3 separate regions of the Homo sapiens genome follow, and all the other regions are linked to region 2. Evidence: chromatin loops called from intact Hi-C (ENCODE). Cell type or tissue: Calu3. All regions are shown on one strand. Links, peaks and the distances in the headings refer to the core of each region. The heading gives the core; the rest is flanking DNA. Region 1 has its middle 89 kb from the start of SMIM36. Region 2 has its middle 38 kb from the start of SMIM36. Region 3 holds the start of TMEM100 (transmembrane protein 100).

The links. A loop is a pair of places that touch in the nucleus more often than their neighbours do. Peaks named below come from ENCODE experiments on the same cell type or tissue, not always from the same donor. Only the 100,000 strongest peaks of a DNase experiment are listed, where the experiment ranks them.
Region 1: a loop joins it to region 2, with 11 times the contacts of the local background. A loop is called at or near these places in 18 of 110 quality-filtered maps.
Region 3: it touches region 2 in a loop (7-fold over the local background); 10 of 110 quality-filtered maps call a loop at or near these places.

What each region holds. Positions count from the first base shown.
Region 1 is chr17:55,595,366-55,605,945 of GRCh38, forward strand. No RefSeq gene overlaps it. Among named protein-coding and RNA genes, the nearest start is that of SMIM36, 89 kb to the left of the region's middle. RefSeq lists a silencer at 6,763-7,057. In Calu3, for the core only: a CTCF peak has its summit at 6,602; a DNase peak (open chromatin) is centred at 6,626.
Region 2 is chr17:55,544,135-55,554,714 of GRCh38, forward strand. It overlaps the pseudogene GARS1P1 and the pseudogene RNU6-1249P. Among named protein-coding and RNA genes, the nearest start is that of SMIM36, 38 kb to the left of the region's middle. In Calu3, for the core only: no CTCF peak of the experiment used is centred there; a DNase peak (open chromatin) is centred at 5,207.
Region 3 is chr17:55,713,977-55,724,556 of GRCh38, forward strand. It overlaps TMEM100 (transmembrane protein 100), which reads right to left and starts at 8,888. Exons shown (of 2, transcript NM_018286.3): 1 at 8,643-8,888; 2 at 5,651-7,159. The coding sequence starts at 7,094. The coding sequence ends at 6,690. In Calu3, for the core only: a CTCF peak has its summit at 4,347 (motif pointing left); a DNase peak (open chromatin) is centred at 4,355.

The DNA of each region.
Region 1 (10,580 bases), core at 3,679-8,678, 52 kb after region 2:
AATACATAACATAACATTTAATATTGTAACCATTTTAAAGTGTACAGTATAGTGTGTTAACTTTATTCATCTTGGGCAGCAGCTCTCTAGAACTTTTTTTATCTTGTAAAACGGAAAATCTATATCTATGAAACAACAACTCTCCTTTTCTTCCTCCCCTCAGGCCCTGGGAACTACCATTCAACTTTCTGTTTCTAAGAGTTCGAATATTTTAGATACCTCATATAAGTGGAATTTTGGTGTATTTGTCTTTTTGTGACTGGCTTATTTCACTTAGCATAATGTCCTCAAGGTTCACTTTTGTTTTTGCATGTGACAGGATTTCATTCTACTTTAAGGCAAATAATATTTCATTGTTTGTATATACCACATTTTCTTCATCCATTTATCTGTTGATGTATATTGTAGGTGGCTTCCAACTCTTGGCTATTGTGATTATGCTATAATGAACATGGGTATGCAAAATATTCTCTCAAGATCATGTTTTCAGTATTTTTTTTTTTGGATCTGTACTGAGGAGTGGGGTTGCTGGATCATATGGCAATTCTATTTTTAATTTTTGAGGACTCTCCATACTGTTTTTCAAAGTGGCTTCACCATTTTATTTATGTATTTAGAGACAGGGTCTTACTCCTGCTGCCCAGGCTGGAGTGCAGAGGCATGATCATGGCTTAACTGCAGCCTCGATTTCCCAGGCTCAGGTGATCCTCTCACCCCAGCCACTTGAGTAGATGGGATTAAGGCATATGCCACCAGGCCCAGCTAATTTTTTAATATTTTTAGTAGAGATGGGGTTTTGCCATGTTGCATGGGCTAGTTTTGAATTCCTGTGCTCAAATGATCCACCTGCGTCAGCCTCCCAAGTGTTGGGATTACAGGCGTGAGCCACCATGCCCAGTGACCATTTAAATTCCTACCAATAATGCACAAGGATTCCAGTTTCTTGATATCTTCTCCAAAACTTGTTATTTTCTCTTTTCTGTTTGTTTGTTTGGTTTGCTTATTTGTGGTTAATGACATGGGGGCAAAAGCAACTGCATCTTGGATGCTAATCTGCCATGTTGACTTCTGATTAACTCCAGTTCTGGGAAGGCCTCATAAATTTTCATTTTATCTATTGTTCCTTGTGTAAGAGCATGTACTTGTTGTAAAGCCTGCTCTTAGGTTAAACAACCTTGATGTTATCATACTTCAGTTGCCCTACACATCTCTTCTGAACCATGAATACCATTTTTTATGGTACATAAGCCCTGGATCGTAAAAGAGATGGTGCCAGGATCCGCCATCTTGTCTCGCTGCCTGAGACACAGACATGGCATTGTAAATCCCTATTAAATGTTTCTTTCTGAGAAACTGGATATGTCAGCCTCTTTCTTCAGCCTCTCAGCTTCCTCAGTCTTTTGGAGGTAGGTTTGCATAGACATGTTCACCACAGAACAAATGACCATCCTAACGAATATGAGGTGATATAGTATTGTGCTTTCTATTTTCATTTCTCCAATGATTGGTGACGTTGAACATCTTTTCATATGCTTGTTGTTCATTTGTTTATCTTCTTTCAAGCCCTGTGCTTATTTTTTAATCGAATTTCTTGTTGTTGCTGGGTTGCAGGGGTTTTAAAATATGTTTAGATATTAACCTATTGCAGGTTGAGCATCCCTAATCCAAAAACTCAAAATCTGAAATGCTCCAAAATCTGAAACTTTTTGAGTATTGACATGGTGTCACACATGGAAAAGTTCACACCTGACCTCATGTGACTGGTGACTGTCAAAAACCAGTCAAAACTTTGATTCATGCATGATTAACAATATTGTATAAAATTACCTGCCAGCTATGTGTATAAGGTGCGTATGAAATGTAAATGAATTTCATATATAGACTTGGTTTCCATCCCCAAGATATGTCATTATGTAAATGCAAATATTCCCAAATCTCAAAAAATCTGAAATTCAAAACATTTCTGGTCTCAACATTTCAAATAAGATATACTCAATCTGCCTCAGATATATGGCTATAAATATATTCTTTTATTTCATAGGTTGCCTTTTCATTTTGCTGATTATTTCCATGGCTGCACAGAAGTTTTTAAGTTTGATGTAGTCTTATTTGACTATTTTTGCTTTTGTTGTCTCTACTTTTGGTGTCATATCCAAGAAACCACTGCCAAATTCAAAGTCATGAAGGTTTTTCTCTGTTTTCTTCTAGAAGTTGTATAGGTTCAGGTCTTATGTTTAGGTCTTCAATACATTTTGTGTTAGTATTTATATATGGTGTAAGGCAAGGACATACACATGGTTATACAGTTTTCCCAACATCATTTGTTGAAGAAATTATCTTTTCTCTATCGTGTAGCCTTGGCACCTTTGCTGAACATCATTTGACCATATATGTGAAGGTTATTTCTGAGTTCTCTTATCTGTTCTGTTGGTCTATGTGTCTGCCCTTATGCCAGTACCATGCCGTTTTGATTACTGTAGGTTTGTGTTTTGAAGTTAGGAAGTATGAGGCCTTCAGCTTTGTTTTTATTCTCAAGATTATTTCTTCTATTCAGAGTCCTTTGAGATTCCACAGGAGTTTTAGAATTTTTGTTTTCTATTTCTACAAAAATACCATTGCAATTTTGATAGAGATTGCATTAAATATGTAGATTGCTTTGAGTAATATGGACATTTAAAAATACTAAGTCTTTCAATCCATGTACAGTGGATGTCTTTCCATTTATTTGTGTCTTTAGAATTTCTTTTAGCAATGTTTTGTAGTTTTCAGTGTACAAGTCTTTTGCCTACTTGTTTAGGTTTATTCCTACGTGTTTCATTTTTGTTGATGCTATTGTTAATGGGGTTGTTTGCTTAATTTTTTTTTGGATTGCTCATTATTAGTGTATAGAAACACAACTGATTTTTGTGTCCTGAAACTTTTCTGAATTTGTTTATTATTTAATAGTTCTGACAGTCTTTTGTGAAATCTATAGGGTTTTCTACATATAGTATCATGTCATCTGTGATTATGAGAATACAGATAATTTTACATTTTCATTATCTATTTCTATTCTATTCATTTCTTTTCTTGCCTGATTTTTTAAAAAAATTGTTTTTGGCTAGGACTTCCAGTACTAGTTTGACTAGAAGTGTTGAGAGTGGACATTCTTGACTTGTTCCTTTTTGTAAAGGGGGAGTTTTCAGTTTTTCTTCTGGTCCTAATTTGTTAATTGCTTTTTTTTTTCATCATAAAAGGGTACTGCATTTTGCCATAAACTTTTTCTGCATCAATTTGATATAATTATGTGGTTTTTGTTTTTCATTCTATTAATGTGGTTATTAGATTGATTCTCATATGTTGAACCATCCTTGCATTCCAGCAATAAATGCCACTTGATTATAAGTTATAATTTTTAAATATGCTGTTGAATTTTCTTTGTTAGTATTTTATCGAGGGTTTTACATGAACATTAATCAGGGGTATTGGTCTGTAGTTTTCTTGTCTTGTAGTATTTATGTCTCATTTTGGTGTCAGTGTAACTAACACTAGCCTCATAGCATGCCTCATAGAAGTGTTCCCTCATCTTTTTGTTTTTAAGAGAAGAATTGGTGCTAATTTTTAAAATGTATGGCAGAATTCTCCAATGAAACCTTATGATCCTGGACTTTTCTTTGTTGGGAGGATTTGGTTACTGATTTATTTCCTTACTTGTTATAAGTATGTTCTGATTTTTAATCCTTTATTATTTAGTCTTAGTAGATTACATCCTTCTAGAAATTTATACATTTATTCTAGGTTATTTGTTGCTGTATAATTGCTCATAGTAGTCTTATGATCTTTCTTATTTCTATAGCATTAGTTGTAATGTCTTCTCCTTTTTGTTATTTTAATCTTTTCTCTTTTTTCTTAGTTTTCCTAAAGATTTTCCAATATTGTTGATCTTTTCAAAGAACTAATTCTTATTTTCACTGATTTTTCTAATGTTTTTCTATTTCATTTATTTATGCTCTAATGTTTGCTATTTTTTTCCCTTCTTTGGTTTTATTTTTTTCTTCTTTTTTTCATTCCTTGAGTTAAAAAGTTAGGTTGTTGATTTGAGATCTTTCTGCTTTTTTAATATAGGTGTTTAACATTATAAACTTTCCTCTTAGGAGTACATTTGCTGCATCCCATAAGTTTTGGTGTAATGTGTTTTCATTGTCACTTGTCTCTAGATATTTTAAAATTTCCCTTTGATTTGTTCTTTGATTATTCAAGAGTGTGTTAATTTTCATATATTTATGAATTTTCCTGTTTTCCTTTTGCTATTAAATTTTAGTTTTATTCCATTGTAGTCAGTAAAGATACTTGGTGTGATTTCAATTTTCTTAAATTTGTTAAGACTAGTTTTATGGCTCAAAATGTGATCTACTTGGAGAATGTTCCATGTGTTCTTGAGAAGAATGTGTATTCTGCTGCTGTTGGATGGAATATTCTGTATATTTCTGTTAAGTTCATTTGGTCTATAATTTTGTACAAGTCCTCTATTTCCTTGTCGATCTTCTGTCTGGTTGATCTATCATTTATTAAAAGTGGAATATTGAATTATCCTACTATTATTGTGTTATTGTCCATTTATCCCTTCAATTCTGTCAGTGTTTGCTTCGTATATTTGGGTACTCTACTGTGAGCTGTATCTTCCTAGTGAATGTACTCTTTATCATTATATAATGTCATTCTTTGTCTCTTGTTAGACAGTTTTTGACTAAAGTCTATTTTTTATATAAATATGGCCACTTCTGCTTTCTTTTGATTACCATTTGCATGGAATACCTTTTCTATCCTTTCTCTTTAAGCCAATGTATGTCTTTATACCTAAAGTGAGTTTCTTGTAGAGGGTATATAGTTGGATCTTTTTTTTTTAAACAAGAAACTATTCAGTCATTCTATGTCTTATAATTTGACAGTTTAATCCATTTACACTTAAAGCAATTACTGATAAAGAAGGACTTCCTATTGCCATTTTATTGTTTTTGGTATGTCTTGGAGTTTTCTCTCCATTTTTATTTCTTGCTGCCTTCCTTTGTGATTCATTGATTTTTTTGTAGTGACATGCTTTGATTTCTTTCTCATTTTCTTTTGTGTATATTCCATAGATGTTTTCTTGTGGTTATCATAGAGATAACATAAAACGTCTTCTGGTTATAAAATATATTTTAAACTGATTATAACTTCAATAGAATTTAAAACTCTACTCCTTTTCATTCTCTACCACCCATTAATGCTATTGATGTCATAAATTACATATTTTAATATTTTATATTCATTAATATAGTTTTATAGCTAGTTATTTATATGCTTTCTTTTAATTCTATACCTGAATTAAAAGTGATTTATACACCAGCATTACAATTTGTTTCTGTATTTATTTATATATTTACCTTTATGGAGAGCTTTAAATGTTCATATACTTTTGTGCTGCTGGTGTTAGCATTCTTTTATTTCAACTTGAAGGTCTCTGTTTAGCAATTCTTATATGGCAGGTGTAGTGGTGACCTCCCTGAACATTTATTGATTTGGGAAGGTCTTATTCTTTCATTTTGAAGGACAGTTTCCCCAGATGTAGAATTCTTTGGTAATTTTGTTTTCTTTTAGTGCTTTGACTATATCATGCCACTCCATTCTGTTATAAAATGTCTCTGCTGAGTTATCTGCTGATAACCTTATGAGAGCTCACTTTTTAATGACAAGTTGCTTTCCTCTTGTTGTTTTCCAGATTGTCTTTGTCTTTGACTTTTGAAGGTGTTATTATGACGTGTCTCCCATGGGCCTCTTTGGGTCCATCCTAGTTAGAGTCCTTTGAACTTCTTGAATTCGGACATCCACTTTCTTCCTCAGATTTGGGAAGTTTTGGGTGATTATTTCTTCAGGTAAACTCTCTGCTCCATTCTCTCTTTTCTCACTTTTTGACTTCTATAATTCATATATTGGTCAGCTTGATAGTGTCCAATAAGTCCCTTAGGCTTTCTTTTATTTTCTTCATTATTTTTTTTTTGTTCCTTGGACTTTATAATTTTAAATGAACTGTTTTTTAGTTTCCTAATTCTTTTTTCTGTTTGATCAAGTCTGCTATTGATACCCTGTAGTAAAATTTTCAATGTAGTTATTGTATTCTGCAGCTCCAATATGTTTTGTTCTTTTTTATAGTTTCTATCTTATTTTGATATTCTCATTTTGTTCATGCACTGTTTTTCGGACTTTGTTTAGTTACTTGTGTTCTCTTGTAATGCATCAAACTTCTTTAAGAAGATTATTTGAATTCTTTGTTGGCTAATTCATAGATTTCCATTTCTTGAGAGTCAGTCTCTGGAGTTTTTTTGTTTCTTTGATTGGGTTATGTTTCCTTGTTTGTGTGCTTTGTAATTTTTGTTGTGATTTTGCATTTGAAAAAAAATAACCACCTCTCCCAGTCTTTAAGGACTGGCTTCACATAGAAGAAGACATTCATCAGTCAGCCTGGTTGGAGGTTCCAGAGGTCTTTCAAACCTTTCTTGGGGATGCATTTTCTCTGGGTTTATTTCTCAATTAGATAGGTTTGCTGGTTTTTCAGGAGCTGTAGTCTCTTACTCACTCTGGTGGATGTTTATGGCACTGCAATTTTCTGGCACTTCCACAAGCCACTGAGCTCTCTCTCTTCTCAATGGCCCCCAGGACTTTGAAATATGCCAGTTTTCCATCAGTGCTTTGAGCCAGGTGAAACAGAAATCAGTTTCTTAGGAAGCCCCCAACAAAAGCCAGAAGGTTGGACACACATTTCTCTCCTTTTTTCCTCCTATGGGAAAAGCCATGATCTTGGTACTTTCTCCCTATCTTGATGAGCTATGTTGGCTCTGTCTGCAGTATTGCAAGTTCTCTGGTGCTGCTTCTAAGTTGTTGAGCTCTCTTTTGTTCTCAGAGGCTACCAGGAATCCAAAGTATGTAGGTTTCCCCATCAATGCTCTGTGCTAGGCAAGACAAAAACCAGTCCAGGCATTCCCTTCAAAAGCTGAAATGTTGAATGTGCATTCCACTCCTCTCTTTTATTTCCCAAAGAGAAGCTATATATTGGAGTTTTCCTTTTGATCATGATCTGTGCTAGCTTTGGGGAAGGTCTGATGCAGTTGACATGAAATAGCTTTTCTTACCTGTTTCAGGGGAGATGTTATTGGCTTTCAGTTTGCCTGGGATATTGCATCTTCCTAACTGGTTTCCGGCATTCTTATAAAGGCATTTTGGAGCATGTATTGTTGTTGAGTCAAGGTTTTTGTTGGGGAGTGAGGTCTTGGGCTTCGTATTCCACCATCTTGCTGATATCACTCTATAGCTACTTTTTAAGGTAACATCAAAATCTACCAAGGTATTAGATGGTCGTTACTTTATATAAATCTGTGCCATCTCCTGGAATGTTCTGTATTCTAATTAAAATACTTAATACAAAATTTATTTCAGTATGAATATTTTTGTGTCACTCTGAGGATTTGTATGCCTGAGAATATGTTTAGCATCCTGTCATACTTAAATGACAGTTTGGCTGAATATGAACTTCTTGCTCTAAGTACATTTTTCCCCCAATACTTAAAAATACTACTCTATTTTTAGAAATTCTTTTTTTGCTGTTGGTTGTTACTAGTGTTGGTGTTGAAACATCTGAAATTAATCCGATTCTCGATCAGTATTGCAGGATCTGCTTTTTATTCTCTAGGAGCTTTTGTAACTTTCTCCTTGCCTTTGATATTCTTACATTTTTTAATAAGATGTCTAATGTGGGTTTTTCTTTATTCTCCTCTTTGGAATTATCTGACTCTTTTACTGTAAAGTGTCCTCTTCTTCCTTCTTTTCTTTTATTTGGGAAAATTTATCTCCATTACTTCTTCAAATGTTTTCTTTTCTTATTATTGCTTTCTCTTTCTGGGATTTCTATTATTCTCATATTACTAATTCTAGTTGTATTTTGCTCTCCCTCCACTTCTTAGATTTTCTTTTATGTTTTATATTTTCTTGCCTTTTTATCCTTCCTTTTGAGAGATTTTTCTCAATCCGGTTTTTCACATTTTGAATCTATTCCTTAGCTAATTCATGCTATTTGTTTGATTTTTTCTTTATTTTAACTAGGTTTTTTTATATCTATTATTAATTGTAACTTTTATCATCTCTTTCGGTTCTAATGTTTCTTCTTTGGCACCATATGTAACCCGTAAGTTGTTTTTATTTAAAATAGTTGTGCTTTTCAAATGTATTTTTATTTTGCTTTGTGAGATCATTTTCCCCAGGAGATATTGGCTACTTTGTCGAGAAGGGTAGATCTTAAGCTGCAGCAGCCCTAATTAGCTCAGGTTAGGGAGCTAAGCCCTTGGGCATGGTAGGTGGGGGACGGGGTGGGTGGTGGGAGGGAGGGGGGAATGTCTGCTGATATCTTAAACTCACATGTATTTATTCTTGAAGTATATGCTTCTTTTCTCCCCCCACGGCTAATGAAACCTGCTTTCCTTTTGGTTTTCACATCTATTAATAAAACGATGTGGCTCATTTCTCATCCTCCTCCAAGAAGTGGCCAATTTCTGGTGGGTTAGAGAATTCCCAGGGGCTATAAGATAGAAATTGATGCTATTTAAAAAATGCCAGAGAGTCTTCCACTATGCCTAAATATGGCCATGGGAGAAGGCCAGGTACAGAAAAACCAATTAGTTACTTCTGGCCCTTAGGTCAAGGCCTCATTCTTTGCCCAGAGGAAGTAGCATCCTGAGATTGTAAAAGCTAATCAGTCTTAAAGAGTTTGGAAGGGGATGAATGGGGATTCTCTGCTCAAGGTTAGTCTCTACCTGTTTTTCTTAATGCCTCACAAATACATATCTTCTGCACTCCTTTGTTTGTATTACCTTGCACACCTGGACCAGAGCTGAGAGCCATAAGGATGAGGACAGAAATTGTTTGTCCGAGGCAGCAACAGAGAAGAGCAAGAGGAAAACACCAAGAGTTCCTATCTTATTGTACTCTCCCAATGTATGCCGTTATTCCTTCTATTCAAAGTCAAAGCCTCACTCATACACCAGTCCTAAACAGTATAACTCCAGCTCTCTTGACAAATTTCTAGGTATTTTCCCTCTTCAGTACTTCAGAGGAAGGAGTCAGCCATCATACTGGTTCAGCGTCTTGAAATATCTTGATTTTAATCTTATTTCTAATTTTTCCAAAAGTTTGATCTTGGACAGTTTACTTTATTTCTCCTTATTTTTTTTTCTTTTTCTTTTTTTTTTTTTGAGATGGAGTCTTGCTCTGTTGCCCAGACTGGAGTGCAGTGGCGTGATCTCGGCTCACTGCAAGCTCCGCCTCCCAGGTTCACGCCATTTTCCTGCCTCAGCCTCCCGAGTAGCTGGGACTACAGGCGCCCGCTACCCTGCCCGGCTATTTTTTTGTATTTTTAGTAGAGACGGGGTTTCACCATGTTAGCCAGGCTGGTCTCAAACTCCTGACCTCGTGATCCGCTTGCCTTGGCCTCCCAAAGTGCTGGGATTACAGGCGTGAGCCACCGCGCCCGGCCCTTAGCTTTCTTAGAATAAAATGGGACTAATACCTAACCTTGATATTGATGTAAATATTAGAAATAACATATAAGTCATTAGTGCTGTTATTGGCATAGAGTAGAAATTCAATAAACCATAGCTCCTATTATAATTATTGCTTTTGTTACTGTTGTTGTAACAGAAAATTAGAGCTGAGCCTGCCTTTCTGTTCAGCAATGGGATGTTCTGGATAATGGGATGCAATGTTGCTGTGCTCTTCGTATAAAAGGTCATCTTTACTGTGTTTAGGATAACATCACTGAGATTGTTTATTTTTCCTTTGGGGCTATGTATAACCACTCAGAGGATTTGGGGGTCCGGGCTCCAGGAAATGAAGATGTACCTGACAGCTGTCTTATGAGGGGAAGTAACTGACCCCTATAACATGATCAAAAGCAGAAGGAATGGTGTGGGTGACCATTGTGGATATTGGGAATAGCCATATTCAGATCCAGCATTTACTTTCCTTCTTGTCTGTTTCAATTCCTTTCTGTTAGAGCCCAATGCCTTCAATAAAGGAACATTACATACTACAGAGTGGCTTTCTTGTGCTTGGGTAATTAAGAGATATAACTGTCCATTTTGGGGATGATGAGTCTTGAGAAGTTTGATCATGAGATAGTAAGAAGAGTCTACAAAAAGCTGGTCCAATCTCAGATGACTGACTGAGCTGACAAACAGAGTGGACCTGTGGGGCAGCCCAACAGGCCTCAGGGATTCTCAGAAATACTTGGGGTGGGGAACATGATAAAAGACTGCGATTCCTAAAGTAGCAAGATAGGAGATAGAAAATTCTGATTTGACATTAAGGGAAAGTATGCCTCACTGTAGGATGGAGGATCAGGACCTTTGCCTTGCATTTTCTAGTTCCAAATGATCTGTGTTAATATTAGCACCCTCCAGCACTCTATACCTGCTCGCAACAGAACAAACACTTGTTGCCTCCTCTCTTGCTTGGAGGGCTCTTGGGGACAGAGCTTTGACTCTGAGTCACTTGATTGTCAGCCCCCCTGCCCTGGG
Region 2 (10,580 bases), core at 2,430-7,429:
TAATTTCTCTCCAGGGACCTGTCTTGCAAATTCTAGCCACCTTTGCCTTCTCAGACGCCGAGCTCTCTCTCCTCAATTCAGGGTGACAGCTGGGCTCTGCGTGGGTGCTACACCCCTGCAGTGTTGCCTGGACAGAAGTATCTGTTCGGGCAGTAAACTAGGGCAACAGTGATTACCTTGTTTGTTTCTCTGAGTTTCAAGTATCTCTGCCCTATAGTGCCTGATGTCTACTGCTTGAAAACCACTGTTACATGTTTGTTTTTTTTGGTTGTTTAGTGAAAGAGTAAATCCAATCACCTGTTACTCCATCTTGGTTATATGTAAAACTCCTGTTGTTCTATTTTTGTGATAAAATTTAAGTTCCAGGCCATGCGTGGTGGCCCGGGCTCATACCTGTAATCCCAGCACTTTGGGAGGCTGAGACGGGTAGATGACTTTGAGGCCAGGAGTTTGAGACCAGACTGGCCAACATGGCAAAACCCCATCTCTACTAAAAATACAAAAATTAGCCAGGCATGGTGATGTGTGCTTGTAAGCCCAGCTACTCGGGAGGCTGAGGCAGGAGAATTGTTTTAACCTGGGAGGCAGAGGTTTCAGTGAGCTGAGATTGTGCCACTACACTCCAGCCTGGGCAACAGAGCGAGACGCTGTCTCAAAAACAAAACAAAACAAAACGAAACAAAACACAATTTAAGTTCCTTGGCTCTGAACCACTGACTTCTACTTCGGAATGCTTACATAGGCTGCTTTAGGTGGCAGCATTAGGCATCATGTCATCATTCCTAACTTTACAAAAGCTATTATGAGGATCCTTATTTCTAGCATGTGTAAAGTAGTCCCATTCCTACCTCAACAGATGTTTGATGAGTGCTAGATCCCTGATACTTGGGATGAAACGGTGAAGAAGATAGATAAAACCCTTTCCTTTAAAAAGAAAAATTTAAATAAATAATACGGGCCGGGTGCAGTGGCTCATGCCTGTAATCCCAGTACTTTGGGAGGCTGAGGTGGGCGCATCACGAGGTCAGGAGTTCGAGACCAGCCTGACCAACATGGTGAAACCCCATCTCTACTAAAAATACAAAAAATTAGCCAGGCATGGTGGCATGTACTTAGAGTCCCAGCTACTCAGGAGGCTGAGGCAGGAGAATTGCTAGAACACGGGAGGTGGAGGTTGTAGTTAGCCGAGATCGCACCACTGCACTCCAGCTTGGGCGACAGAGTGAGGCTCCGTCTCAAAAAAAAAAAAAATTATAAATAAATAATACGATAGCTCCCTATCAGTACTTTTTTACATTATTTATTATTCTTTGCCACCTGATATACCATATGTCCATCAGTTTATTTTTTGGTTTTACTCCAGGGAAATCGTAAGCTCCGTGAGAATAAGGACTTTATTTTCTTTCATTTCAAGTGGTTGTTTAACATACAGATTTTTGACCCCTTCCTCAGATTTATGGATACTGAATTTCTGAGGGTGGGACCTGAAAATTAAAAATTTGAGCAATATTCCCAGATAATTTGTGCTGACTCTGTGGTTGGTGAACCACTGGTTTAGGGTATAGTAAAGGTTGAAAGGAAATTTAGTCATAAGCTGAGTAATGACCTTTTGGCCAACGATCAACAGCGTATATAGTGGTCCTGTAAGATTATGATATCGTATTTTTACTGTACCTTTCCTATGTTTAGATACACAAATACTATTGTGTTACATTTGCCTACAGTATTTGGTACAGGTTTGTAGCGTAGGAGCAATAGACTATACGATATGGTCTAGGTGTGTAGGAGGCTATGCCATCTAGGTTTGTGTAAGTTCAATCTATGCTGTTTGCACAACAGTGAAATCCCCTAATGATGCATTTCTCAGAATGTATCCCTGTCGTTAAGCGACACATGACTGTAGTTATTTAAATGAAACTGAATGATGTGAGTGTGTGTGTGTGTGAGTGCACACAGGTGTGCATGTGGGTTTGGGTGTGGATTTAATGCTGAAGGGTTAGTATTTCCAGGAGAGGGAGCGGCGTAAGCTCTAGTTAGTAAGGAACTATTTTAGGAAGTATTTTTAGCTGGAGAGGGATATGATTAGGTCTACATTTTTAAAAAGATCGCTCTGGCTGTAGTGAGGTAGTTTTATTTGTCTAAAAACTTCTGCCTTGTAGCTGAGAGGTACCATATGCAGAGAAGAGATCATGTGCTGGGGATCAAACAGAGCAGACACAGATTCTCACTAGCTGTGTGACTGACAAAAAGCACATAACTTCTCTGAGTCTTACTTTCCACATGTGTAAAGTGGGGAGAGCAATACATTTCTTATTGGATTTTCTAAGGGATTGACTGGCTTACTTTAGTAAAACACCTTGTACATAACAGACCTGGGAATAATGCTAGTTTCTGATGGTACTCATTCTCAAGGTGCTGTTGCCCTTCAGAAGAAAACCAGAAAAACACAGCCAACACTGGCATCTCAGATCAGTGTTGGCAAGTTGTGAAACCAGCCACAGGTTGGAGAAGTCCTGCACAATGGGTGGGTGTGTGTGGGTGGTGAGACTGTGAGTAGGATGGATCTTCTAGAGGCAGTGTCAGAAAAAGGAGAAGAAAGTGCTATGACCAGTTCTTGCTGAAAAAAAGACATGAGGCCAGATGTGGCGGCTCACGCCTGTAATTCCAGCACTTTGGGAGACTAAGGCAGGAGGATTGCTTGAGCCCAGGTATTTGAGACCAGCCTAAGAAGCATAGTAAGATCCTGTCTCTACAAATAATTTAAAAAATTAACCAGGAGAGGTGGCATGCACCTATAGTCCCAGCTATTTGGGAGCCTGAGGTGGGATGGTTGCCTGAGCCTGGGAGGTCAAGGCTTCACTGAGCCATGATCGCACCACTGCACTCCAGCTTGGGCAGCAGAGACAGGGCACCACCCTGTCTCCAAAAAAAAAAAAAAAAAAAAAAAGAAGACATGAATAATTTATACACAGACAGTGTTTATCATCAGGGACTGCTGAGACTGGCAGCCAACTATTCAATAAGACCTTTCTCAAAGACCAGTACAGATCACTTTAGTTCCAGCAATGAAGTTTTCCAAGTATTTCATCAGATTTCCCTCTTCCCTGGTTATACATTGCTCTTGAATGAGAATAAAACCATTAAGAACATTCTGTGCTTTCTCTTCTCTTTTCTTCTTTTCCCATTCCTGTCCTTCCTTCTTTCTTTTTCTTCCTAACTTCTATCTTAAACAATTAGCCTCTAAGAGTTGGACCTGTTTTACATTTTCCTCTTACTGGAAGTGAATGATGATTTGAGCAGAGATCTATGTTACCAAGTCAGCATCATGTTCTTCCCTCCCACACAACCCACTGCTGTGTGTAATCATCTCTCATTAAGTTTCATGTCATCTGAGTGCAACTCCTTTCCCCTTTCAGGTTGCCCTTAATGTTCATTGTACCCTGCTTTCAACTGGATAGAATTTATGGGGTGAAATCCAGGGTAAACCATGCTTTGCTGAAACATTATTTCATTCAATAAATACAAATGAACAACTGACCACACACAGTCATACACACACAATCTTGAGTACCTACTGTGTGCCTGGCAATGTTAATACCAAATACATATTGGTGAATAAAACAACCAGAATCCATGTATTTGTGGGAGAGGCAGACAAAACACACACATACGTATATGTATATAATAAGAAATGGTGATAAGTTTCATAAAGGAAATAAACAGGGCACATTAACAGAGAATAACAAGGGGAGAGGGAAGAAGCTTATTTGGCTTGGCCCTGGAGGCATCTGTGAAGATAGGAAATTGCAGAAGGAGGTGGGTCAACCATGCAGAAAGGAGGGATCAATGCACTTAAGACAGAAGGAACAGTATGAGTGAAGGTCCTGAGGCAGGAAAGAGCTTTGTGTGATGAACTGAAAGGAGACCAGTGTGGCTTGGGCATCAGGTGTAAAAGGCAAGAGTGGCCCAAGATGAAGCTATACAAGGATTAGATTATGCTGATCTTTGTAGACTCTGGGTAAGAATTATGAGTTCTATTTTAAGCGCATTAGGTAGACTTTGAAAAGTCTTGTGAAAAGCATGTGATTATCTGATTGTTATTTTAGAAAGATTTCCTCCAGCTTCTCTGTGGAAAATGAATCGGAGGAGCAAAGCAAAATACAGGAAGCCCAGTGCAGAGGCTATCACAATGGTCCAGGAGAGAGATGGTAGTGGCGTGAACCAAGATGGTAGAAATAGCTATAAGAAAATGAGCATATATCATGCTTATTTCGGAAGCAAAAATGAAGGCATATATTTGGGGTTGAAAGACGGTGATGAAGGATGACTTACAATTTCTAGCCATTTATTGAGTGGAGGAAAGGCCAAAGAGGGGTGGTTTGGTGGTGAAATCAATAGCTTCATTTTGAAAACGTTAAGTTTGAGATTCTGGGAGATATGCAAGAATACATATCAAGTAGGTAGTTAATTTATAAATCTGAAGTTTAGAGAGGAACTCAAGGTAGTGATTACAAATTATAGCTCCATCAGGTATTATATAGATGGTATGTCAGTGGGAGATCAATTAAGATTTTTAAAATGAGGCACCCAAATATAGTGGATCAAACAAGGCACAAGTTTCTTTATCATTCATGTCATAGTTCAGAGATAGGTGGGTGATCTAGTTAGACAGCTCCACTCCACAAGGTCATTCAGGGATTCACGGCACTTTTATTTGTCATCCCTTGAATATTATTTTTCTCTGTATGGTGGAAATTGGTTCATTAGCACCAAGACCACATCCTATCATTCAGAAATAGGGAAAAAGGTGCACCTTCTTTTTAAGGAAACGACCCAGGGGTAACACATGTTATTTAGCTGCAAGAGAGGCTGTAACATAGAGTCTATAAACTGGATGGCCATATGCTACCTGATGAAATGTCAATTCCATTACTAAAAAGAAGGGGAGAATGGATACCAGAAGACAAGACATACTGTCTGCCACAGACAGTAAAAAGGCAAAGCCTGCATGGGCAGGGTTTCTCAATGTACCAGCAGCACTTTGGAACAGATAATTCTTAGTTGTGGGAGGCTGTGCTGTGCATTTTAGGATTGTATACTCACCATCAATGTTTAGTAGTATTTCCAGCCTCTGTCCTTTAGATGCCAGTGACATACTCCCAGTTGTCACAGTAAAACATGTCTCTAGTCATTGGCAAATGTCCTCTAGGGGGCAAAATCACACCCTGTTGAGAACGACTGGGTTATATCAGGAGAACGAGTATAGAAAAAGAAGGAGTGCTGCCACTGGGGTTTGAGAAGTGCCAACATTTAAAGATTGGGTAGAAGAGGAGTAAAGGAGACAGGCAAGGAGTAGGCAATGGTATATAATGAAAACCAAGACTGAAGAGTGTCACAAAAGCCAATATAGGAGGGAGTTCCAAAATGGTAGGAGTGATTGACTATGTGGAATGCTACTATGGAATCAACTGAAACGAGGGCAGAAATGTGCTCATAGGATTTGGTAACATGGAGATTACAGGTGACACAGACAAGAGTAATTGCTGTGTAGTAGTGGAGGTGAAACTCAGCTTGTAGTGAGTAAGAGTAAGTGGAAAATGAATAAGTGGACATAATGTTTGTAGACAACCCTAAACAATGAAAAAGTACAGAGAAATGGAGAAGCATCTGGAGGGTTATGAGAGTTCAAAAGGGGTGTGGTTTTGTTTTTAATGAGAGATACTAGGAGGTGTTTGTATGAGCCGAAGGAAATAATCCAGTACACAAGAGTGCCACCATCCAAACATGTAAAGTGCTTGGAACTGCATTTAACAAGTAAACTGTATATTAAATATTAATATTACTCTATGAATTAGAGATTAAGTGGGCAATTGTGCTTTTAGACCCTGCTACAGATAGAACATTTTTGTCCCCCTCCAAATTCCTATGTTGAAATCTTAACCCCCAAGGTTAAGATTTTTTTCTTTTCAGAATTCCTTCAATTTTGATTGTGGGGATAAAATCAGACAGCCACTGAAGATAGAATACAGTTACTGGGAGTAATCACAATGCTGTTCTCTTTTATAAAGTGGATATGATGTGTTATTTATTCAATTAATGCACGTCGCCAAAAATTGTCCTTATTCCTTGATTGTCTCTTTTTTTTACCAGTCTCTTGTTGAAGTGGCCTCATTGTCTGGGAAAATACTTGAGGTTTGTTGTCTCACAGCCATGGAGATCAAGGATGCGGACACACAATGAGTGAGGTTAAGAGCGGAAATTTAATTGGGAAAAGAAAAAGAATAGCTCTCTGCTACACAGAGTAGTCCTGAAAAAATAGGTTGCTGGTCCACAGCAAAATGCAGGGGTTTTTATAGATGAGCTAGTGGGGAGGTGGTGTCTGATTTACATAGGGTGCAAAAATCTGGTTAGGACCAGGTGTGCCATTTGCCTATGGCACAAATCTCTGGCCGCCCCCATGCCAATCTTCTATTATGCAAGTGGGTTCCCTGCCTGAGCTGTGCCATGTTGCCCATTTTTTTCTTACTGTACATGTGCTAACAAAAAAGGGAAGATGGAGCTTCCATGGTGCACACGCCTAGCCCCCAGGTAGCCCTTTCTTATTGGTACAGCTGCTGGCATTCCCCTGTGCAAGCTTCCAGCTTGCTTATCTATATTTGCAGCTTGATTTTTCAGGCTGCTCTTTGTTGGGAAAGAAATGATTTTTTGGGCTGCTTTTTGTTTGAAGGGAAGCTCTGCTAAGGACTCGTTTGCCCTCACTATCTGCCTAAATAATTTCTTTCTAACTAAATCTGCCTAAATAATTTCTTTCTACCTCCTGTATCATTGCTCTGCAAAGAGAGGATACCTGGCCACCACATTGGCCCATATGATGCTGCCACTGGTCAGATCTCGGACTATGCTAGGCAGCTCAGAGACCTCTGCTGTTATCTGTCACATTGCATCTCAGTCTCTCAGAGTTGCATTGTGGGGGGTCTTGTTCATTGTGTTAAAGTCAATGGTGACACTGAAAGACACACCAATCTCATCAGTCCTGGCATAGTGTCTCCCAATTGACCCAGAGGAATCATCTACTTTGTGAGACAACCTGTGCCTGGTCAGGGCTTCCGATAATTCCTTGATAAATGGCATGAATGGTTTTGGCTCAGTGAGAGGGCGTAACATTTGAATAGAGTGACTATAGCAGGGAAACTGAGGAATGTTCTCTGTTCATCTCCTTCTCTTACATGGAATATATGTTCAAATACCATATACATAATCCTGCACAGGCTGAAGGAGGGTTCAGTTACATTCAGAACAACTTCTTCCACACAGAGTGTTCTCTGGAATCTCATCACGTTTGGCCACATCTTTTGTTAGCCGAAATGTTTTCCCTTCGGGTTCAATTGTAAATTCCCCTTTCTCATTCAATTGCATCTCAATTTCTGTAATGTAACATTCATCACAATTGGCGAGATACTCCATCATCAGTTTTGCATGCTTCTTATACGCCTTACCAACTGCTCCCTTATTGGGTATTAGGTAGACAGCTTCATATTCCTTCCCTGTGAATTGAGACTCTGCACTCAAACAAACGTCATGGTTATTTACATATTTTGGATACTAACCTATTATTTGTCATACACATTGCAAACATCTTTTCTGGTCTCTCACTCATGTGTTAACTTTATGTTTTGTGCTCACTTTTGCAGCACATACACTAAAATTGGAACGATACAGAGAAGATTAGCATGGCCCCTGTCTGTGCAAGGATGATATGCAAATTTGTGAAGTGTTAACTTTATGTTTTATTTTGTCATTCTAACATTTTCTTTTTGTCATGTAGTCAAATATATCAAACCTTTTGTTTAATATTTTTAGGCATATTCTATTCAAAAAGTTTTTCTTTATGGGTTTTGGTTTTTTATGTCTTCCTCTCCCAATGTCACAAAGATATTTCCCCTAATTTAGAATCTTTTCTAAATGTTTAAAAAGTTTGCTTTTCAGATTAATGTTTTAAATTCATATGGAATTCACTTTTTTTTGTATATGGCTTGACACAAGGATGTATCCACTTTTATTAACTTCCAAATGGATAGCCAAGTGTCCCACACCATTGACTGACTAGTCTTTCCTTTTCCCACTGATTTGTAACACTGCTAAATCTCCATATGTGTGTAGTTTGGATATTGGTTCATTTGTCTATTGCCATGCCAATATGACAGTGTTCTAGTTATTGTGATTTAAAAGAAGTCTTGATGCTTAGTCAGGCAAATCCTACTCCTTGTTTATCTTCTTCCCAATATTCATGTTTCTTCTTGTTCCCTTATTCTTCTATGTGAATTTTAGAACTAGCCTGTTAATGCCGTGAAGAAAACCTTTGGACTAACATTTATGTGATATAAAATGTTTTAATCCGTTCATTTTAAATCTTTCTGTGTCCTTACTTTCAGGCCTGTCCTTTGTAAACAAAATCTATTGGGATAGAAAGCAGAACAATCTAATAGTTTGTCTTTTCAGAGGAAAGTTACGTTTATTTACATTTATTGGGGTATATTTATGCTGCTTTAAAAAATCATTTTACTTTGTGTTTTCTATTTTTTGCCTTCTCCCCTCCCCTTTTTTTCTTCCTCCATTTCTGCCATCTATATGATTAATTGCATTTTACTTATTTCCTATTTTGCTTCTCTGTAGAAGTTCTACATTCTATTTCTATTCTTTTAGTAGTTGCCTTTACACTTTAACATATATACAGTCCAAAGTCTAAAATAAATCAATATCTTTAATCTCTTTTTAAACGATAAAAGATTCTTAGCTTCATTCCATCTCTATTTCCAAGTTTTGGTTCCTTAGTTTGAACTGTTTTTAATCACCTCCACCAACACTGGTCAATATTATTTTTTAAATATCAATACATTAACTTTACTCACAAGTTTGCCAATTTCTTTTCTTTTCCTTGCTTCTTTAATCCACCTCTTTACATCTGGGTTTTGGGTTCTTTTAGCTGAACTATATTCTTTAGAAGCAGTTTAAGTGAGGACTTAGAAACTCAGTTTTTTTTTTTTTTTTGCCTGAAGATATATTTACTTTGCCCTCATTTTTTTTCATGAGAATTTAGTTGAGTGTGGGAATATAGATGGACAAATATTTTTCCTTAGCTCTTTGCAGAAATCGTTCCATTGTTTTCTGGCATCTATTATAATGAATGGAGAGACTTTTCGATGTAATGGTCATTCTTTTGTGAGTAATCTCTTTTCTCTAGGTGATATGGATATTTTCTCTTTGCATTTCCTATTTTGTTACTTCCCTACAGTATATGTAGGAGAATTTTGTTGTTCTTTTCATTGCTAGGAATGATCTTTTGATGTGAGAATTTAAGTCATTCTTAAGTTCTGAAAAAGTTATTATTCGATTTCTATTTCAATATTGCTTTTCCCCTCACTTTCTGTGTTCTCCTACAATTTTTTTTTAGACCCATGTGGGCCCGTCTCTCTCTCCACTTCAGTTCTCTTAACTCTTTTTTTCTGTTTTCTTTTCTTTTTTTTCTTTCTTTCTTTCTTTTTTTTAGACAAGGTCTTGCTCCATCATCCAGGTTGGAGTGTAGTGGCATGATCACAACTCACTGCAACCTCAGTATCCCAGGCTCAACAGATCCTCCCCACTCAGCCTCCTGAGTAGCTGGGACTATAGGTACTTGTCATCATGCCCAGCTAAGTTTTAAAATTGTGTTGTAGAGATGGGATCTTGTTACGTTGCTCAGGTTGGTCTCAACCTCCTAAACTCAAGCAATCCTCCTGCCTTGGCCTCCCAAAGTGATAGGATTATAGGCATGAGCCACCAGGCCAGGCCTTAACTTTTGTATTTTCCATTCTGTTGCCACATATGATGCATTCCAACATCTTCATCAGCTCCGTTTTCTAATTCATTAATTATTTCCTCAGCTATGAATAATCTGCTTTTGGCCCAACCATTAAATATGAAGGTTTGTATGTACTTATTTCAGTGACTATGTGTTCATTATCAAGATTTCTATTTGGTTAAAAAATGTTTTTAATTCTTAAAAAAATTAAAACGATTATTTAAAATATTTTAATAATGCATTGTGTTTATGCTCCTTCTCTCTTTAAATATAAAAACATTTATTTAACATTTTTATACTGTTTTATTTGCCATTTTCTATTGCGAATTCCTACTATTTATTGCATCTTCTGACTTTCTTTTATGTGGCTTAACTCATGTGGTTCAAAATTATTTTCCGTAGTAAACTCATTCTTAGTGAAAGTTGAGTCTGCATGACTTGAGATATATCTTCTTCTTTATAGGATGATCTGAGTTTGTTTCTTCTAAAGCTCAGTGGATTTTTACCAATTCTGGATCTGTTTTTGTGATAATTTCTTGGCTTCAAGTGTCCCATCAATTGGATTGTGTCAATTTAAGGCCAACGATTTCTTATGAGTCTAAACTTTTAGCCATGACACCTGATGGGTAGCTTTGTTACCATGTATCCAGGCCAATAGAAGAGTATTTCAAGTCCAATTTTATGGTGTGATGGCATTTTTCATCACTAGCTTTTAGTAGGGATTCAAGTTCAGCACCTTGTC
Region 3 (10,580 bases), core at 2,330-7,329, 170 kb after region 2:
ATCAGCCATATGTTTGGTGGCAGAAGATGTGGCTAGGGTCCTGAGCCTCACAAGACTCAGGAGAGAGTGTTTTGATATTTGTTAAATGCTGCAAATATATGGAGGTTGTCAGAAAAAATCCTGGCTTCAGATGGCAAATCATTCCATAATAATCTCTAATTTTAGTCCGGGTTTCTCAAAACTGTTGCTGACCTTACTCTTTTTTTTTTTTTTTTTTTTTTTTGAGACAGAGTTTTTTGTTCTTTCATCCAGGCTGGAGTGCAGCAGTGCGATCTCGGCTCACTGCAACCTCTGCCTTCTGATTTCAAGCGATTCTCCTGCCTCAGCCTCCTGAGTAGCTGGGACTACAGGCACCCGCCACCACACCCGGCTAATTTTCTTGTATTTTTAGTACAGACTGTGTTTCACCATGTTTGCCAGGCTGGTCTCGAACTCCTGACCTCATAATCCACCTGCCTCGGTCTCCCAAAGTCTCCCAAAGTGCTGGGATTACAGGCGTGAGCCACTCCACCTGGCCCCACTCTTTAGCTTAGACACCTGAGACTGTGTTGCTCAGCTTCTACTTGAGACATTCCTTCAAGAACCAGGTACTGACAGTTTACTGTGTACCAGGCAGGATAGGCAGTGTGGCTAAGTGAGTGGGTTCTGGATTTTGAACTCAGGCCCTAAGTGTGCTCACTATGTGATCTCATTTAATGGCTTCATCTATGTCTCAGTTTCCTTATCCGTGAAATGAAGGCAATAATGGTATCTATTTCACTAGGCTGCTGTGAGGATCAAATGAGATATTCCATGTGGAGCTCAGAATATGACCTTTGGAGCATAATGGATGCTTGATAAATGCTGAAGCTGGGACTGCGATGACTTAAACTTCCAGTCTCTAGTTTGGTTTCCTGATCTCCAGAGCACTTCCCGAGAATTTCTCTTTCGCTGCTTTGCTCCTCCAAAGTCCAAATCTAAATCCTACTTTCCCATTCCAAATCCTTCTCCTATCTCTAACTTGCTATGCTGTATCAAGCCCACATTCTTGTGCTACGTCTCCTTTCTTAAAACTTTAAAAGCAGATGTTACACCCATAAAAATGGCTAAAATGAAAAAAGATGAAAAATACTAAAAAATGGCTGAAGATGTAGTGCATCCAGACTCTGAAGAGTGCTGGCAGGAGAGTACACTGACTCAATCACTTTGGAAAACTTTCTGGCAATAAGGCTGAACACATACTGTCCTTTAATCCAGGAATTCCACACCTAGGTCTACCCTCAGCAGAAACATGCACATACGTACATCAAAAATCATGTAGAACAAATTTCATCATAGCACAATATTAGCTACCTACTGCTGCAAAACATATTACCCCCAAACTTAGCAACTTAAAACAACAGACATTTATTATCTCACAGTTTCTGTGGGTGAGGAATCTGGGAATAACTTAGCTGGGTTCAGGGCCAAGGTACCCATTAGGTACGGCAGGCACCAGGCCTAGGGACCACGATGCTTGTTAGTACAATTTCCTCCTTCCAGTGAGTGAGATACTTCCTTTTTGTTGTAATGGAGGAAGGGGCCCACAAAGACAAAAGTGCATAGGTCCCATAAAGTCACCGTGCAGCCCTGGCTGGATGGGTTTCTCATGAGGTCTGTCAAGCTGTCATCCGGGAACACAGTCCTTGGAAGCCTCCCCTGGGAAAAGATCCACTTCTATGCTCACTCAGGTAGTGGCTGGCAGTTCTTAGTTCTTCTCTAGTTGTTGGCTGGAGACCTCAGTTTCTCACCACATGGGCCCCTGCATGGCTGCCTGAGTGACCTCAGGACATGGTAGATGGCTTCCCTCAGAGAAAGAGGGAGTGAGGGAGAGTGGGAGCAATCAAAAGAGAGAAAAAACAAGATGTCTTTATAACCTAATCTTGGAAGTCAACTACTACCCCTTCTGCCATATTCTATTGTTTACACAAACCAACTCTGGGACAATGTGGGAGGAGGCCACAGAATCTGTGAATACCAGGAGTCCGGGATCATGTGATACCGTTAGAGGCTGGCTACCAAAAATACTATCTTCAGTCATTAAAAACTAGAAACTATCCAAATGTCTATCAACAGTAGAAAGACTAAATAAATGATACTGTATTTGTACAATGGAATTCTACACAGCAATAAGAATGAACCATTTATAACTACGTACAACCATATAGATTGTAGCTCATAAACATAATGTTGCAAGAAGAAGCCAGGAACAAATAGTATACTTGATACGATTCCACTGATGCAAAGTTAAAAAACAGGCAACACAACTCTGGGTGTTAGAGGCCACATAGTGGTTTCGCCTGGAGAGATACTGATGGAAAGTAGATACAAAGGGAGCTTTTGGGTGCTGGCAATATTCAGTATCTTTGTCTGGATGTTAATTCCACAAGTTTATAAAAATTCATTGAGCTGTACAACTTTCTCTGTGTAAATTATACTTTAACAAGAGTTTTTCAAAAGTAGATGTTGTAATACCTGTATTGTCTCCTTTTGCTAAAGAGACATTCTGGAAATGATTTTGGTTATGGCTAAGCATAAAACTGGGTGCTATAGGCTGGGCGTGGTGGCTCACACCGGTAATCCCAGCACTTTGGCATGCCAAGGCGGGCGGATCACGAGGTAAAGAGTTGGGGACCAGCCTGACCAATATGGTGAAACCCTGTCTCTACTAAAAACACACACCAAAAATTAGCCAGGCGTGGTGGCGGGCACCTGTAGTCCCAGCTACTCAGGAGGCTGAGGCAGAAGAATCACTTGAACCGGGGAGGCAGAGGTTGCAGTGAGCCGAGATCGCACCTTTGCACTCCAGCCTGGGCGATAGAGTGAGACTCCGTCTCAAAAAAGAAACAAACAAACAAAACAACTGGGTGCTATAGACTGAATGTCTGTTCCCTTCCACCCCCCAATTTATATGTTGAAATCTCATCTTCAATGTGGTATTTGGAGGTGGGGCTTTTGGGAGTTTATTCGGTTATGAAGGTGAAATTCTCGTGAATGGGATTACCACCCTTGTAAAACAGGCCACAGAGAACTCCTTTGCCCCTTCTACCATCTGAGGGCACAGCAAGAAGGCTTCACTTATGAACCAGAGAGTGGGCCTTCCGCAGACATGGAATATACTGGCACCTTGATATTGGACTTCGCAGCCTTCAGAACTGTGAGAGAGAAACATTTCTGTTGTTTATAAGCCACCCAGTCTATGGTACTTTTGTTATAGCAGCCCAGAGGTTTAAGACACTGGGGCAACTACAATGTGTGGTCAACCTATTGTTCCTGGTGCTAGGCCTCGCCTGCTGTGAGATCTTAGCTGAACAGTCCCTTAACCTCTCTGAACTATAGTTTCCTCAATTGTAAAGTGGAGTGAACACTTATACTCCCAGCCTCAGAGTGTGGTGAAGAATATCAGGTACAGTTGAGTGCTGTTACACTATCGAGCACTATAATATCAAGATCTTCCAAGTTCAGAACCGTAATACTTGCCTGGAGACCAGAATATGTATCGCCTATTTAACATCTCTCTCACCTGTATTCCTCTCTTTCTCTTTAGGGATGGTGGGGGGGAGCGGGTGATGGAAAGTAGGTTTGAGGCTTTGTGATCTGGCTCTCTGGGGTTCATCCTTTGGCCTCAAACTTCTGTGCTATCACGTGATCTCCTTGTGCAGTTTCTCCAGGCAGGATTCCCTAGATTAACCAAGAGAGTAAGATGGGGAGCAGAGCCACCATACAGCTATGATTCTCACCTGGGCCAGAGACCAGCTGCACAGAACAAGGTTAAAAGTTGTTTCTGTGCACTCTGGGATGTCTGTGTTTAGGGGGAATTCCACTAGGTGATATAGCTGGTTTCTGATATTCTAGGGAGGAGTCAGATTATCTTTTTAATACATTTATGCATGCATTTTATATGCATTCATTTATTTTCTGTCGCACCTGCATATTTGTATATAATACAACCATTTGTAAAGATAGACCTTACCCAATAAAAACATTTTATGAGATAATTGTGATAATTTGTAATCCCAATTTGAGTTTATTCTCCTCGTGGGAGTTGGGGTTCACAGTGTGTAGAACTATCTCTGCGCCGTGCAGCTATGTAACAGTATATACCTTTTAATGTGACTAGAAGCTCCCTAAATGGAGCAAGTCTTTCCCGTACTAACAGAACCCCAAGATAGCCACTGTGAAGTGGCTTAGGGAAGTGTGTAAGGGTGGGATAAATGGAGAATCTCCACCAACTCCTCACGTTTAGGAGAGATTTGATCCCATTTTGGTTATTACAATTTAGGTCTTTCCATAGAACTGTTTCTTCTGGGACTCAAGTAGCTGCATGGGGCCCCCTGGTGGCCGGAAATAATTCATGAGTTTGCTTTTCAAGCATTTTGAAGGCCAGGTCAGGCTAGAGAAGAATAGAGAGTAAATATTCGCCTCCAACTGCTGCTTACAGTGGAGGTGTAATAGAGAGTGAGATGGCCTCTTTGGGGGAAAAATGAGAACTAAACTTTTTTCTTTAACGAGATTAGAATGGACTATAATTCTGGATAAACCATTCACTTTCTGATTTTTTATTTTTTGGCTCATTTAGCACCTTAATTAGGTACTTATTGAGTACTTAATCTCCGTAAGCCATTATGTTAGGCATTTCACTAGGGTTAAAAAGAGGATCTATCACACACTTCTAAGGAGCTTTGGAATAAGGATAAAACTTATGCCACCAACACGACAGAAAATAAAAGATGCCATCAGAGAATAAAAGATGAACTCACGAAAGGGCATTTACTTTCAGATAAAAGGGAAGACTTCCGGGAAGAGGTAGCATTTGAGCTGAGTGCTGATGAGAAGCAGGATTTGGGGAGATTAAAATCAAGGAAACAATGGCACTATAAGCGAGGGAAAACACAAGTTTGGACAGACATGGAGGCAGGAAAACCAAAGTCGGGTGCAAGAATGGTGAATAGTCTATTCTGGCTAACTCATAAGGAGGTTTGGGGATTAGAGTGAGTATGAAAACTGGATACGTCCTTTTGGATCAGACTGGAGAATCTTGAACCTTGTCTGAGTAATTTCTTAATACAGCAATGCGGTGGCGGGGTGGGGGGTGGGCTTTGAGTATCTTTGCACGGAGAAGAGGCATGTGAAGGCACAGACTCACTTGCATTGAAATGAGCACAGCCCCCTAAACTTGCATTTGGTTGGGAGGAATGTTGATCTGTACGTGACACCATCTGACCTGCAAAGTCATTTTTAGGGTGTTTCCACTTACCAAAACTACCTGAGCATGAGGGAGTAGTAAGGGCCCCAGGGCTCCTGTCATGTTTAATTAAATTTCTGGACAGAAAGACTTTCAATGAGTGTGCTATGCTAGGCTGATTTTGTTTTCCAAGTTTTAAGAAACCTTCATGCCTATCTTTCGATTCTAGCTTAAGGTGGTTTAAACTACATGAATGAGCTGTATTTCTGGCTGGAGTTACAGGGTAGAGTCCTAGCTGTGGACTAGCTCAATGTCCACTGAAGAATTCAAGCAGTAACTTTATTTGCATTGTATTAGATCTAACTGAGTAAGAAACCTGAGAATCTACATTATGCCTGGCATATAGTTGGTGCTGGCATACGTGTTAAGCAAATAATTAACAACTGATTCCACAAAAATGTAATATACATTTAATAGCACATTATAAAGTTCCTGACCAAAGACGTTGATTTCCTAATTATAATAGCACAGAAATCCTTTAGAATTTAGTAAACGTAATTAAGACTATTCAGAAGTAATGAAAAACCAATATGATAAAAACAAAAATCCTCCAGTAAAGAAGGAACCTGTCCATTTGAGAGAAATACAATTGAGAACTTGCAAATGAGACAAGGGAAGATGGCAATTTGGAACTGCAATAGAAATAACTATAGCAGAAACAACCATTTAAGAAGTTTTAGCAGCAATAAGTATTTATTATTCTGAATGAAATGTACAGTTGACTTTTATATAAAAATCATCAAAAGTGCTATATTGGATTATTTTACTATTAATTTAACCCCCAACAGCATCTATTAGCTATAACTTTAATGGGTTTTTCTTTACTTCTGATACATCATTACAACTGGCTAACACTGTCCAATGTTAAAATATAAAAAATATTACTTTTCAAGATAAAGTACCACCAGTGATGAGTTATTAAAAGTATAAAATGAAAACAGACGCCAGTGAATCAATGTATTGAAAAAAATTATCACAGAATTTCATAGACATATGCGAAACCCAAGGTAATTTAGATCCTTGGCAGAACATTTTTATGATACATCTTAAGACTGTAGGTTATTTCTTTTGGAGGCAAATGTCTAGTGTGCCAGGCCTATCTTGATTTTTCTCATCTTTTCTTGGCTACTTTACAGGGTGAACCAAATACTGTCTAATGCTGTGCACTCCCATGACCCCCAAAGTGTTTCATGTAAATAGAAAGCTGATTTTTCAGTCTCAGAAGTAGCCCTTAGGGTTAAGTTTGTCGTTAAAGAAGACATGAGTCATTCCTCACAAAGGAGAAGCCCCTCCACCCTCCCACCCCCATTCTTCCAGTCTGCTCCAACGCCAAGTCTGTTCTCTCCCACCATGGTTCTGGGTGAATTGGGTGACAAAGTCAGAGCACGTTTTCCAGGCCCAATGGCCCATTTGGTCGTATTCAGTCTCAAGCAAACAAGCTTCTCTGATTTGCCACGAGAGCTGTTTGACTCTCCCGTCTCTTGGCTTTCTTGCTCCTTTGTCTCACTTTCCAGCACAAGGCACTGGAGGCTAGTAAAAAAAGTCCAGATGACAGAACAACCAGGCCAAAGATGGAGATAATAGACCCATGGGAATTGAAGCTGTAAGCCACCGCGGTGACCACGATGCCGGCGATGAAGACAACCACAGCAAAGGGGATGATGCAGCGGTAGCAGGAGAGCTCGGTACCCCCTGTAGCAGCCATCAACTGAATCTCACTGACCAGAGGGACTGTGGTGATCACAACTTCACTCTTGGGGCTCTTCTCCATCGTCGCTGCCATGTGAGCCTTTGGGGCTCCCAGGATCTCCTTGATGGGCTCTTCAGTCATTTTTACAACAGTGCTTCTAAGCTGGGTTTACAGACTAGATCTGGACAGTCTCACCAGGGTGAAAGCTGTGAAGATAACAGGAGATGTCAGCTACATGTATCAGAATGTACACCCTGTAAGCAGAAATGAAAAGCTGGGGAGGCACCTCCTTTCTAGGAGGCACAGATCCATGTGAAAAGCAACTTTACTCTTTTTTTGAATTGGTTGCATTCTCTTTGCATTTAGGCAAAAAATAAGATGAAGCAGATGCATATGAAGGGAAGACAGAAAAAGCAGGAAGCACTTACAGTGTTTAATATACCCTGGCGGTCTACAAAAGTTTTACAAGCTTTTCTGCTTTGTCTATTGCTTCTCCTTCCTCTGAATACACAGAAATGCCTGAATCCTAATCCAAAGATGGTCTCATTCAAGAGGAGAATACATTACAAACAATATTTCGTACCATTAATCCCAGAACTTACAGCAACTCAGACTCCGCCAATCTTGCTGGGCATAACATGCATTCTTTGCAAACTATCACCCATTGGCTGCCCACAAAATCAATGTCAAGGCAAGTGGCCAGCAACAAATGATGTTCTTCTCCATTGAATGACAGCCAACAAATCTTTATTGTGTTACTATTAAACACAGTGCAACCTGCTCCCTGGGATCTTTTTATTACCCACTTTAGGTGGACAGTTCAGCAAAAAATTCATTGAAAATGAGGTGGGGATTTGTGGTCTGAAGTGTAACAATATCTTCCAATCTGCTATAAAAGAGAAAAAATAAGAAAAAAAAATTCAACCCCTTCATAGGATATAATTTTGTGCTTTCTCTTGGCAAAATAAAATCAATTATTTGAGTAATTAGCTGTCAATTCACAAATTTTCTATTAAGCTCAACACAAAATTTCGATATTATGTATACTACAACATGCAGAAACAAATAAGCATGCTAGGTTTTCAGGAAACTTTCACAACCTTCATTTTCCTCCATGCCTTTGTGTATAAAACTTGCTGCAATGACCCTTTCTAAGTATTTCGTACCTGAACATTTCAGGACAAAGCTTGAGACTTTTGATCAAAAGTATCTGGTTGAAATGCTGTCTATGAGAAATCAGTGAAAACTTGTCTGCTGCTCAGACATGGTTGAGTCACTGTCTTCCATTCTCAAAAAGCTGTCTAGCTGCTACACAGTTGAGCAGTTGTAGTTACCGAACAAGTTTAAAGAAAGATACTTGAGACCATTTCAATGAGATTCATACTTTAAATATATTAAGCATCCACTGAAAACAAATTCAACTCCAAATCAAACCTCACTGGTTCTTCCCTGCTCTGGAAAGTCAAAATATCACTCCCTGAGCAATGAAACTAAATCTTAGAGCTGCCTACTCACATGTCATTTTTAATCACCAAACTAATTAATCACTGTTGTCCAATGACACCCTAACTTCTGGTGAGGCCAGTTAAAAGATATTTGAGATTATGTCTGAAAAAAATAACTTCACCCCAAAGCTGAGATTGAGCTAACCTGAAAATCAAGATCTGTCCCCAAATTACTTACACTCACCTCGGAGAGAGGCAATCCATTACCAGAGTAACCACTTGACTTGGAAGACAAGAAACAGCAACGCCTGAGCCTCTTCGTCCAACTTCTGGGAAAGAGCCTCTAACAGCAAGGCTGTCAATAAAACAATAGGTTAGGGATCTCTTCTGGGGAAAGGAAAAGATGTAAAAATACTTTACTATAGGGTCTGCTCTGGTTTGGGATCCTGGAGTTCCTGCTTCTTTCAGGCTACCTCTGTTCCTAAATGACGCTTGTCTTTCCCTCCCTCTCTCTTTTTATTCCCTCCCCCTCGGGTTTGCCCCTCCCTAACATTTTTTTTTTTCCTTCGTTCTTTTCCTTGCCAGCAGATTCTGAGTTTTGGCTTCCCCCAGCTTTGCTCAGTGACATGATGAGTCCGAATCATTTCTACAGATTCCCCAGAGACAGGAGCCAGCTTTTACTTTTTCTCTTGCAGCATTTACTAAGCGGACTGCTTTGTGAATTTGAATGACTCATTTTTTCCCCCGCCGACCTCCAGATCTTCCTCCCGTCCATCAGGCATTTTTATAAGAAAATCCCAGAGTCAGCGTTGCAGACCCGGCTGAGGGGACAGAGCCGAGGGGACAGATACTCTAGGGTGGCAGAAACAGCTGTGAAGTCATCAGGCAGCTGAATTCAGTCTCTAAGCCAGCAAAAATCCATGTTCCTAGGTTTTCCATTATTCTTTATATGTGCGTGATAGTCATCTGAAGCTTAAAACCCCACTTGTTGAGTGTTAATTCATTTAGGAATGAGGGTGGGAGGCACAAATGTTTGTGGTTAAGGGGGAAAGCCAGTTATATTGATTTAAACATGATTGTTTACTGCTTTTGCAAGGAGGTAACTTTAGCAGCACCAAGATTATCATCATCATGATAATTGCTACCATTTATAGAGCACCTACTGTGGACATGGCACAATATTAAGAAATGTCACATATTAATGTTAATTCTCACTAGTTCATAAATGAGGAAACAGGCTCAGAGAGGTTAAGTAATTTAACAAAGATCACCCAGTAACAGAGACACCCTTGGTTTGAACCCTAATCTTTAATGGATATATATATCATTTGGGGAGATTGTTAAATTTAGATTCTGATTCAGTAAGTCTGTAACAAGCTCCCTACCTATGTTGAGACCTCTGTTCCTTGGCCCACTTTAAGGATCAAGGTATTTTAAACATTCAAACATATACAACTTGACACATCATACTTAAACAATAAAGTTAAACATCTATTTCCCACCCCATAAACCTGTAAGTGACTTTATAGGTTTATGCTTTCTTACAGACAAACTGTGAAATTTTTAAAACCTTGAAACATATAAAGCCCAAGATTGTCTTTTTGAGGAGAAAAGATAATACTGGGAGCTCATCCTACACTCTGTAGTTAAAAGTTTACATCCTCCATTTTTTCATCTGCACAAGTGTTAATAACCTCTTCTAATTAATACTGTGAACCACAAATCCAAATTAACTCTTGGAAGAGATTTGTTTTCCATCTTTCTCTCAAATTGTTAGATTTCTCTAATAGCTGGCAAAGGGCTTGGATGTTCTCAAACATCTCGCCTCTCCTCTACCACAGCACACTCTCTCCAGCCTTGCCTTGTAGCAATACCCTGATGACTTGTCACAAAAAGAGAGGGACCAGAAGTTGTTTATTCTGGAATGAAAGCCAGAGAGAGGGTTATGTCCTTATAAAAAATAAAGTTGAAAAGTCCCTGAGGTTGGGGGAGTCATGGCAAGTACCTGGAGGCCTTGGTCACCATGATCCTCACACTTTAAAAATGTCAGACCTAAAGAGACAGCTTTCATATCTGAGGAGTACCGTCACTTGGTGTTGAGGGTCAGGAATACTTAGAACCAGGGCATTTCAGAACTTGCCAAAGTTGCCCCCGGAAGATGGTAAGATGGGGGCCGCTGGCT